2 separate regions of the Homo sapiens genome follow, and region 1 is linked to region 2. The links are chromatin loops, found by intact Hi-C in ENCODE. Cell type or tissue: K562. All regions are shown on one strand. Links, peaks and the distances in the headings refer to the core of each region. The heading gives the core; the rest is flanking DNA. Region 1 overlaps LINC02313 (long intergenic non-protein coding RNA 2313). Region 2 has its middle 9.0 kb from the start of ARHGAP5-AS1.

Region 1 (4,398 bases), core at 170-4,169, 120 kb after region 2:
TGGCTAGCTGGTTGGCACAAGAGGCCTAGCTTTTGGTCTTTCTGGGCTTTTGACGTGCCTTCCTCACTAAGCTTAATTATTTCTAGCTTTTGATTTAAAGTGAGAAAATGCAACTCTTCCTTTCACTTGAACATTTAGAGGCCACTGTAGGGTTACTCATTGGCCTAATTTCAATATTGTTGTGTCACAGGGAATAGGGAGGCCTGAGGAGAAGCAGAGAGTTGGGGGAATGGCTGATGGGTAGAGCAGTCAGAACATGCACATTTCTCAAATAATTCACCGTCTTATATGGATGCAATTCATGGTGCCACAAAACAATGACAATAGTAGCATCAAAGATCACTGATCACTGTAATATATATAATAATAATGAAAAAGTTCAAAATACTGCAAGAATTACCAAAATGTAACACAGAGACACCAGGTAAGCACATGCTTTTGGAAAAACGGCACAAATAGACTTGCTCATTGCAGGGTTGCCACAAACCTTCGATTTGTTACAAAGACAGAGAGGGAGAAAGAGAGAGAGAAGAGAAAGAAAGAAAAAAAAGAAAGGAAAGAAAGAAGAGAGAGATAAAGAAAGAAGACAAAGAAAGAAAAGAAGAGAAAGAAGAGAGCGAAAAAGAGAAAGAAAGAAAGAAGGAAGGAAGGAAAGAGAGAGAAAGCGAGCAATATCTGTGTACGGCAATAAAGTAAAGGGCAGTAAGACAAGGTATGCCTGTAGCTTTGACAGGAAATAAAATAAGTGAAAACACAGTTTAAAGAAATAGCATTATACGAGCCTTTAGCCAAGTAACCTTAGGATATTAAGACAGGACTAGGGGACAGGAATGGAGAGGTACCTCCTTTCTGGCTTCACATTTGGTCTGCCCACCCCTGAGCCATGAGGGCCAGCCTCAGCTCTGCTGTGGGTCTGGGTGCCAGTGCTTTACAGTATTAATGCGTTTGACTCATGCAACGATCCTCTGAGTAGGTATCATTACTATCCTCTTTTCACAGATGAAGAAATGGAGGCATAGAGAATACAGCAAAACTCTACTTTTCCTACTTCACAGAGTTATTGCTAGGATCAAATAAAACAATGTATGTGAAAATGTTTTGACAATGCACAACAGTGGTGTACAGTATGATCTGCCCAGTGTAGTTATTATTGACCACATTCACATTTGCTTTCAGGGTTATAGACCAATCCTTGGTATAAATGATCTTTCCCTACAAGTCTTACAAAACAGAAAGACTGCATTCCTGCTGACACCTTGATTTTGGACTTCTAACCTCCAGAACTGAGACAATAGATTTCTGCTGTTCAAGCCACCTAGTGTGTGGTACTTTGTTACATCAGCCCCGGCAAACCACTGTAGCCTCTCATTGAGAAGCTGCCCCACTCCCAGCCTAATAAGAAGGCAGGAGACCCCTGTGGCCCCCAGCTTGGGTCCAAGCTATGGGGGAAGAGAGTGGGAAGGAGTTCTGAGCCAAGGACAACCAATCCACAGAGAGATGACTCGGCACCATTACATTCTTAGAAAATAGGAAGCCGTAGTGGGTGGTGGGTGCTAATTCAGAAGTTCATGTAGACCCTGGCATGTGGCTGCTATTCTGGGTTGTGTACAAGATGAGTAAACAGAGGATGCTGGTCACGAGAAAGCAAGGAGGACAGAAAGAGGCAAAGAGGCCACGGGGTGCAGCCGGGCTCTAGTATTGTCCTGGTTTCGCCCTTCCTGAAGCCAGACTTCTCTGGGTTCCACACGTGCACATCCTTCAATAAGCGTCCCTTCCTTCTTTCCTCTGGTAATGACTTCTTTTTCCTGCACTAAAGTGGCCTGAGTAGGACAGCTCAAAAAGAAACCTGCAGAATGATGCCTAGTAAAACAGTGACATGGACATTTCACTTGGTCCGGCCTCCCAAGTTCTCATTTTAATCTGAGAAATAGTGGAGTGGGTAAATTCAAAATCTTAAAAATTGCTTTATCTAAAAGGCCTAAGATATGAGGCATGAATTAGAATTGTTTTGGAACCCTGTGGCAAAGTATAACCCCAAAACAGGGAGGAAGAGAGGGGTAGGAGAATGAGCACATTGGTGGGCTGATGCTTGAAATGGTTCTGGGAGCCTAGTCCTAAAGAGCCTCCTAGACCATTCTATTAAACAGTTTGACCTTTTCCTAGAGAAGGGGAACAACCCAAACTGATATGCATTTTAGAGATTAAGATATCAGCAGGGTGTCAAACAGGTTGGAGGGAAACAAGACCGGAGGGAGGGAGTATGATTAAGAAGCTGTTGCAGGAATCCAGCCTCGGGATGATGAAGGCCTGAGATGAAGGTGGGACCCTGGAAGGGGAGGCAGGAAGAAACGAAGCTAGGAGACATTAAGGTGGTAATGTTCAGGGAGCCTGGGGCATGTGGCGTGGAGGGGAAGGAGGCATGGGGGAGGATATACTCTATGAGGGGACTGGAGGGAGAGGCAAGCCCTGAGGCCTGGGGCGGAAGAGCCAGGCAGCTCTTCCCTTATCACTGCAAGAACCAGTCCCTGACAGTACGGCCCCATCCCTAGGGGCTGATCACATAAGCCGGCTCCCCAACAGCCAGAAAAGCTGCTTCAGGCTGCTGCCTGCTTGGAGCCTCGCACTAGAGCTCTGTGTTTACACATTCGAGAGAATCGAATCTCACATAATCATATATGTGACAAAGGCCTCCGCTATAAGCAACATTAATGAAGACAAATGAATCAGCCAAATGCTGCAGCTTGCACAGCAGCACACAGGGAGGCTGCTTTGTTGGGGGAGCTCATTTCTGGCTGCGGCTCTTGCCTTTCCTGACAGAGATGTATGAGGAGCCTCCCACGGAGGGGGGCGCCTCAGCCACCGCCCCCACAGCCCCAGCTAGAGGGCAGGCGGTCAGGGGGCTTTGAGGGAATTTTCAGAAGACTCTCAGAACATGTTTACACATTTTTATGAAAGTTATCTTAGGGGAGACAGGCAAATAGAGATTAGTTGGATCCAGTGGTCTCATAGTGTTAACTAAACAAGCTCCCTGCATCCTGGCAGTTGCCGACTGGGAAAGTAGTTATGAGAATTCTCATCCCAGCCAGCGGGTAACCACGCCCCAGTAACCGCGCCCCATTCAGGCTTACTGAGTGCCTGAATCAGACCAGGATGGGGCTCGGCTCTGCAGAGTCCCCTGCTCGCCTGTAGGCCATTTGTATTGTTCTTCCCATCCATTTCTCTTTGTGACAGAAGAGCAAACACTCAACTTTGAGACTTTTACTCCAACCTCTCCTGAGGGGATGACAGCCCATTAAAAAAAAGGCATTTATAAATCAAGTGGCATGAGACTGGAGCTGGTGAAGTGGCCGTGGCTCTGTCCTGGCTCTCGATGGCTATGTTTTGATGCTTACCAGCAGCTCAGACAACCTCTAGAGGTGGAAAGATGGCATTCTCATGTGTTTCTGGTGAGAGGACATAAAAAACTGCACCCTGAAAGACAGATCTGCTTGTTGTGGAAGCATTTGACCCTGGCAGCAGGAAATCCCGCCATCCTTTCAGCGTTTGCTCTGCGTAATTCAAGAGATGGCAGGAAGGACAAGCTCTCCCTCGTAAGGGATGTCTCCGGCAGGACATTAAAAAAAAAATGTACCTTATCAGAGTCTAAATGAAACATTCTCAGAAATTTCCTGACACAAATTAAACAAGCCAATTTTATTAGATCAGTATGAAGGGGCTTGAAACTAATTAATCAATGTAGAGATCAGATCAGCCAATGACAGTGAGACAATGGAATGAAAACTTGGCAGGTCAGTGAAAGGCCTGGATTCAGACAGGGAAACAACACTAGGTTTCATTCCCCATGGAAGAAATTCCTATTGCTCAGGAAAAGACACTGAGCTGGGTGACAAATCCACTGTCATCAGCAATCTTCTTCAGGGAGTATGCTCTTAATGACACTCAGATTGATTTTCCATTCCTGGGAGGAAGAGAAGGAAGTAGAAGTGATCAGAAAACGTAAATATCTTTTAATAAACCTGGGCAGGCTGCTGGAAGAATACATGTATACAAGAGAAATAAACAATAAAAACAGTGCACTTGGGGAAATGAGTTTCCAGCATAAACAGAGTAACTATGAGTCAGTAAAATTGGAATGAAAACAGTGTGGGGCATCTTCTGATAGGACTTAGCAGCCACACCCTCTCAGTGGAGGCAGAGGGAAACTCACAGGTAGCCTTGGGCTCATCTCTCAGGTTCCAGTTTCCTCCTTCCCTAAAACAAAGGGTTGAGCCAGATGAACTCTGTGGTCCTTTCTTTCCTAAAGATGCTACTACTATTCAATACTCTTCCAGAGCTACCCTGAGAGGTGGCCAGGTCAGCAGTGACTAAAAGCTGGTGATGACTGTGTTGTGGGAGTAC
Region 2 (4,398 bases), core at 205-4,204:
TACACAGTAGTCTGTAGTGGAAAGACCACTGAACTGGGGAGTCAAGAAACCTGAATTTTATCTCAGGTTCTGAAACCTGAGATAGTGGTGGCTAGGTGGCTAATCACTTCACAGTTAAGTCTCTGTTCGTTTTCCCTATTATTTTAAGCTACGATAGATGGTAAATACTTGTTTTGCCAATTCACATTTCTGCATTTTCTTCAAATGCAAATACTGTGTGATCTTCAGAAGTCACTGAATCTCCCTGAGCTGGTTTCCTCATCCACAAAATGGCCCCTTTGCTGCTCTAACATTATTTAGTTTGAAGTGATTTTGCCCAAAGACCAGGCTTCCTTCTTCCTGGTTTACCCTAAATTTAGCACCTACCTGTACCCACCACCACACCTAGAACAAAGCTGTTACCTTTTGCTCCACCTTTGGTTTTGTCTACGGCCCTTACCCCATCCCCCTCCACAAAGATAATTTTTTATCGCCATATGCATGAAACCAAGTAAATTGATATTCATCCAAATCCCATACCTAAAGTCTATTTCATTCGATTTGGATCTCCGGAGTTCCCACAATAAACCTGTCCCATTCACGTTATAAAGCCAGTGATTCTGGACCCTCCTTGCCAAAAGGTTGCCTTGTACTTTCTAAGCCCATGGTTCTTTCAATTTTCTAAATTTATTCATCACTTTGCCCCCTCACCCCGCCCCAGCAGTACAATCGAGAGCATCCAACAGCCCATCCTAGGCCCCCTATATAACCCTGTTTAGTAATCTATTCAGGCCATACCTTTTGTCCCTTATGCACGTTTATAGCTAGTCCCATTTTCATCCTTAGCCCCAGGCAACCACTACTCTACTTTCTGTCTCGAGAAATTTGCCTATTCTGGACATTTTGTATAAACTGAATCATACAATATGTGTGATCTTATGGATCTGGCTTATTTTACTTAGCATAATGTGTTTGAGGTTCATAAATGTTTTAGGATGCTTCAGTGGTTCCTTCCTTTTCATTGCTGAGTAGTACTCCATTGCATGGATATGTAGAATTTGTATATCCATTCACCACTTAACTGATGTTTAGCTGGTTTCCACTTTTTGGCAATTATGGATTATGTTGCTCTAAGCAACCAAATATTTGTGTACATATGTTTTAATTTCTCTTGAGTAGATACTTACAGGTAGAACTGATGGATCCTATAGTCAATTTATGTTTAACCCTATAAGAAAATACCAAACATGTTTTCAAAATGGCTGTATCATTTTATATGACTGCCAGCAATGTATAAGGGGTCTAGTTTCTCTATAATCTATAATATAGTATGGCCAACACTTGTTGTTGTCTATCTTTTTTATGATAGCCATTCTAGTGGATATGAAGTGGTATCTCATTGTAGTTTTATCTATCTATCTATCTATCTATCTATGTATCTATCTATCTATGTATGTATGTATCTATCTATCTAGAGACAGGGTCTCCCTCTGTTGCCCAGGCCGGAGTGCAGTGGCATGATCATAGCTCACTGCAGCCTCAAACTCCTGGGCTCAAGTGGTCTTTCCACCTTGGCCTCCTGATTAGCTAGGACTACAGGCATGTGCTGCCACAACTGGCTAATTAAAAAAAAAATTATTTTTTGTAGAGACAGGGTCTCGCTTATGTTGCCCAAGCTGGTCTTGACCTCTTGGCCTCAGGTGATCCTCCCACCTCAGCCTTTCGAAGTACCAGGACGACAGGTGTGAGCCACAGCATCCAGCCTCTCATTGTAGTTTTAATTCATATTTCCCTATATGACAAATGATGTTTGGCATCTTTTTATGTGACTATTAGCCATTGGTATCTCTTTTTTGATAAGTTATCCATTCAAATCTTTTGCCCATTTTAAAATTGGGAAATCAGTCTTATAATTGAGCTGGGCTTCCTTGAATTGCAAATTCTTTGATTGAATTTTTAAAACAAATCCTTAAAATGTTTTTCTTAATGCAGTGATGACTTTTTTTGTATTTTTATTTTTATTTTTTGAGATGGAGTCTTGCTCTGTTGCCCAGGCTGGAGTGCAGTGGTGTGATCTCAGCTCACTGCAACCTCCATCTCCTAGGTTCAAGCGATTTTCCTGCCTCAGCCTCTGGAGTAGCTGGGACTACAGGCTCACACCACCACACCCGGCTAATTTTTGTATTTTTAGTAGAGACGGGGTTTCACCATGTTGACCAGACTGGTCTGAAACTCCTGACCTCAAGTGATCTGCCCGCCTCAGCCTCCAAAAGTGCTGGGATTACAGGCGTGAGCCGCTGCGCCCGGCAGATGACTTTATTTTAATATTTTCCCTGTACCACTTCCCAAGAATCATTTTCTTGCATTAGCAGTACTTCTTTTTCCCAAATTGCAAAAAGTTATTAAAGATAAAATGTCATTGAGTAAAATACTCTCTTTGAGGGCATTCTTACAGTCATTCTATTTCACTGGTAACATGTGGTTGTTTAGACCTTCCCTTATTCTTCCTTCCTCAAACAGGATAGCTTCATGCCAGTTATCCTATTTGATTTTGTTGTAGAAGCCGTGCATTCATTCTATCAGAAAATCTAGGTGAAGAACTATTAAACAGTGAGCAATACGCTACCTGATCCACTTACAAGTGGATTCTCCATCTCAATAACATGAGCCTTGAGCGGGACTTTTTAGGCATATCAATCAAAACTGAGTGACTACTATTAACCTTCTTTTCCTTGGTGCCTAATTCATTTTCAGTTAGTAAATGTCTCTGAAAGTGAGTTAACTCTTTTAAGCCAACAGAATACAAATTTAGTAGTAGTTCAAAGTGATCTTTTCATTTGATACCTCAAAATAATGCCATGCCTTTTAATATTTTGTGGTGTGAGGCAACTTCTTGGCCCCAAAGAAATCATGTGCCACAGTGGTTTAGGAATTAGAAAGAAAAGAGGTTACTGCAGTTTGGATACTCAGTTCTGATTTACTGTGTGTACATCTGCAGTGTGGCCCACAGGTTCATATTATTGTGGTTAGCATCCCAAGCGTCATCCTAATTCTAATAAAAGAGCTCTGGTTTTGACAGTATTCTGTATGTTTGCTTTGTAATGGAACAGGCTGCTGACAATTCTTTGAATTTACCTGAGGGTAAAACTCCTCACCCTACCCCACTTCTCCACTAGTCACCTCATCAGTTAACTCAGTGTAATCAACTGTTGCAATCCACCATTCAGATTTTTAGCTAAATCATCACAACAGATATTTGCAAAGGTATTTTTTGATCGGCTGCCATTATGTACACCTGCAACTTACTGAAAACTCTTGTCTATCAAACTCTCCTAAAACTCAGAGAATAAGTACTCCGTAAGTTACTAAGAGGAAACGTCCTCATTTGAAAGTGGAGTCTTGCTACAAAGTAGCAACGCTTTGGGAATACTGACAATCTAGAGCTCCAGGAACACTCCTCAGTCCCCTTAGTCCTATTACACTGATCCAGATCTTAGTTTTAGTTTTTACTTTAATTTTGTTGAGAGCTCTTGTTTTAAAGTGGTATGTGTTAAGTATAAGCTGGTAACAGGGTGATTCATTTTAGTTTATTCTGCGTTATTTTATATATGAGATCTACATGTGGTTTTATATATTCTGGAAATTCCATATGGTCCCAAATTTATACAAATATTAAAAACAAGTATGGCCTGGGCAACATGGCAAAACCCCATCTCTACAAAAAAATATAAAAATTAGTCGGGAGTGGTGGTGCATGCCTGTACTCCCAGCTACTCAGGAGGCTGAGGTAAGAGGATCACTTGAGCCAGGAGGTTGAGGCTACAGTGAGCTGAGATCACGCCGCTGCATTCCAGCCTGGGTTATGGGAGTGAGACCCTGTCTCAAAAAAAAAAAAAAATTAAATAGCCTGGAAAGAAATATATCAAAATATTAACAGTGGCTATCTCTGGGTAATTTTCTTTAAAATATATTCACCTTATATATTGTCTTATATATTCATTTTACCTTCTTATATATATATGTTCTTATACATCTTTATACTTTTTTAGAATTTAAAAAAGAAGGTGTTTTTTAATGCTGCACATGTTAATCATGTCTTCTCATTTAAAATATTCCTCAAAATTACAATGATTGGTAGAATAAAAACACGAGTTAGGAATCCTACGTAGACTTTCTCTTTAGAGTACTACTTTGAGACATTCTCTCATTCAACAACCATCAATTTGCACCCACTCTGTGCCAAAGACAATGCTCCAGCCAGATACATAAAGATGAAAGGCACGATGCCTGCCTACAACAAGCTCATTTTCATGTTCTAGGATTGGATCTTAACTGAGAAATTGGCCCATAGATTACATTTCTGTTACAGTATAATAGCTTCATCATTTACAATTTCTCATTTTAAACATGACAAGCATA

Evidence for each region. Peaks named below come from ENCODE experiments on the same cell type or tissue, not always from the same donor. Only the 100,000 strongest peaks of a DNase experiment are listed, where the experiment ranks them.
Region 1: it touches region 2 in a loop (4-fold over the local background); 10 of 110 quality-filtered maps call a loop at or near these places.

What each region holds. Positions count from the first base shown.
Region 1 is chr14:31,949,649-31,954,046 of GRCh38, reverse strand. LINC02313 (long intergenic non-protein coding RNA 2313) reads right to left here. Exons shown (of 2, transcript NR_146544.1): 2 at 3,753-3,958. Among named protein-coding and RNA genes, the nearest start is that of LINC02313, 7.0 kb to the right of the region's middle. RefSeq lists an enhancer at 2,693-3,312. In K562, for the core only: no CTCF peak of the experiment used is centred there; DNase peaks (open chromatin) are centred at 2,506 and 3,126.
Region 2 is chr14:32,065,497-32,069,894 of GRCh38, reverse strand. No RefSeq gene overlaps it. Among named protein-coding and RNA genes, the nearest start is that of ARHGAP5-AS1, 9.0 kb to the left of the region's middle. In K562, for the core only: no CTCF peak of the experiment used is centred there; no DNase peak of the experiment used is centred there.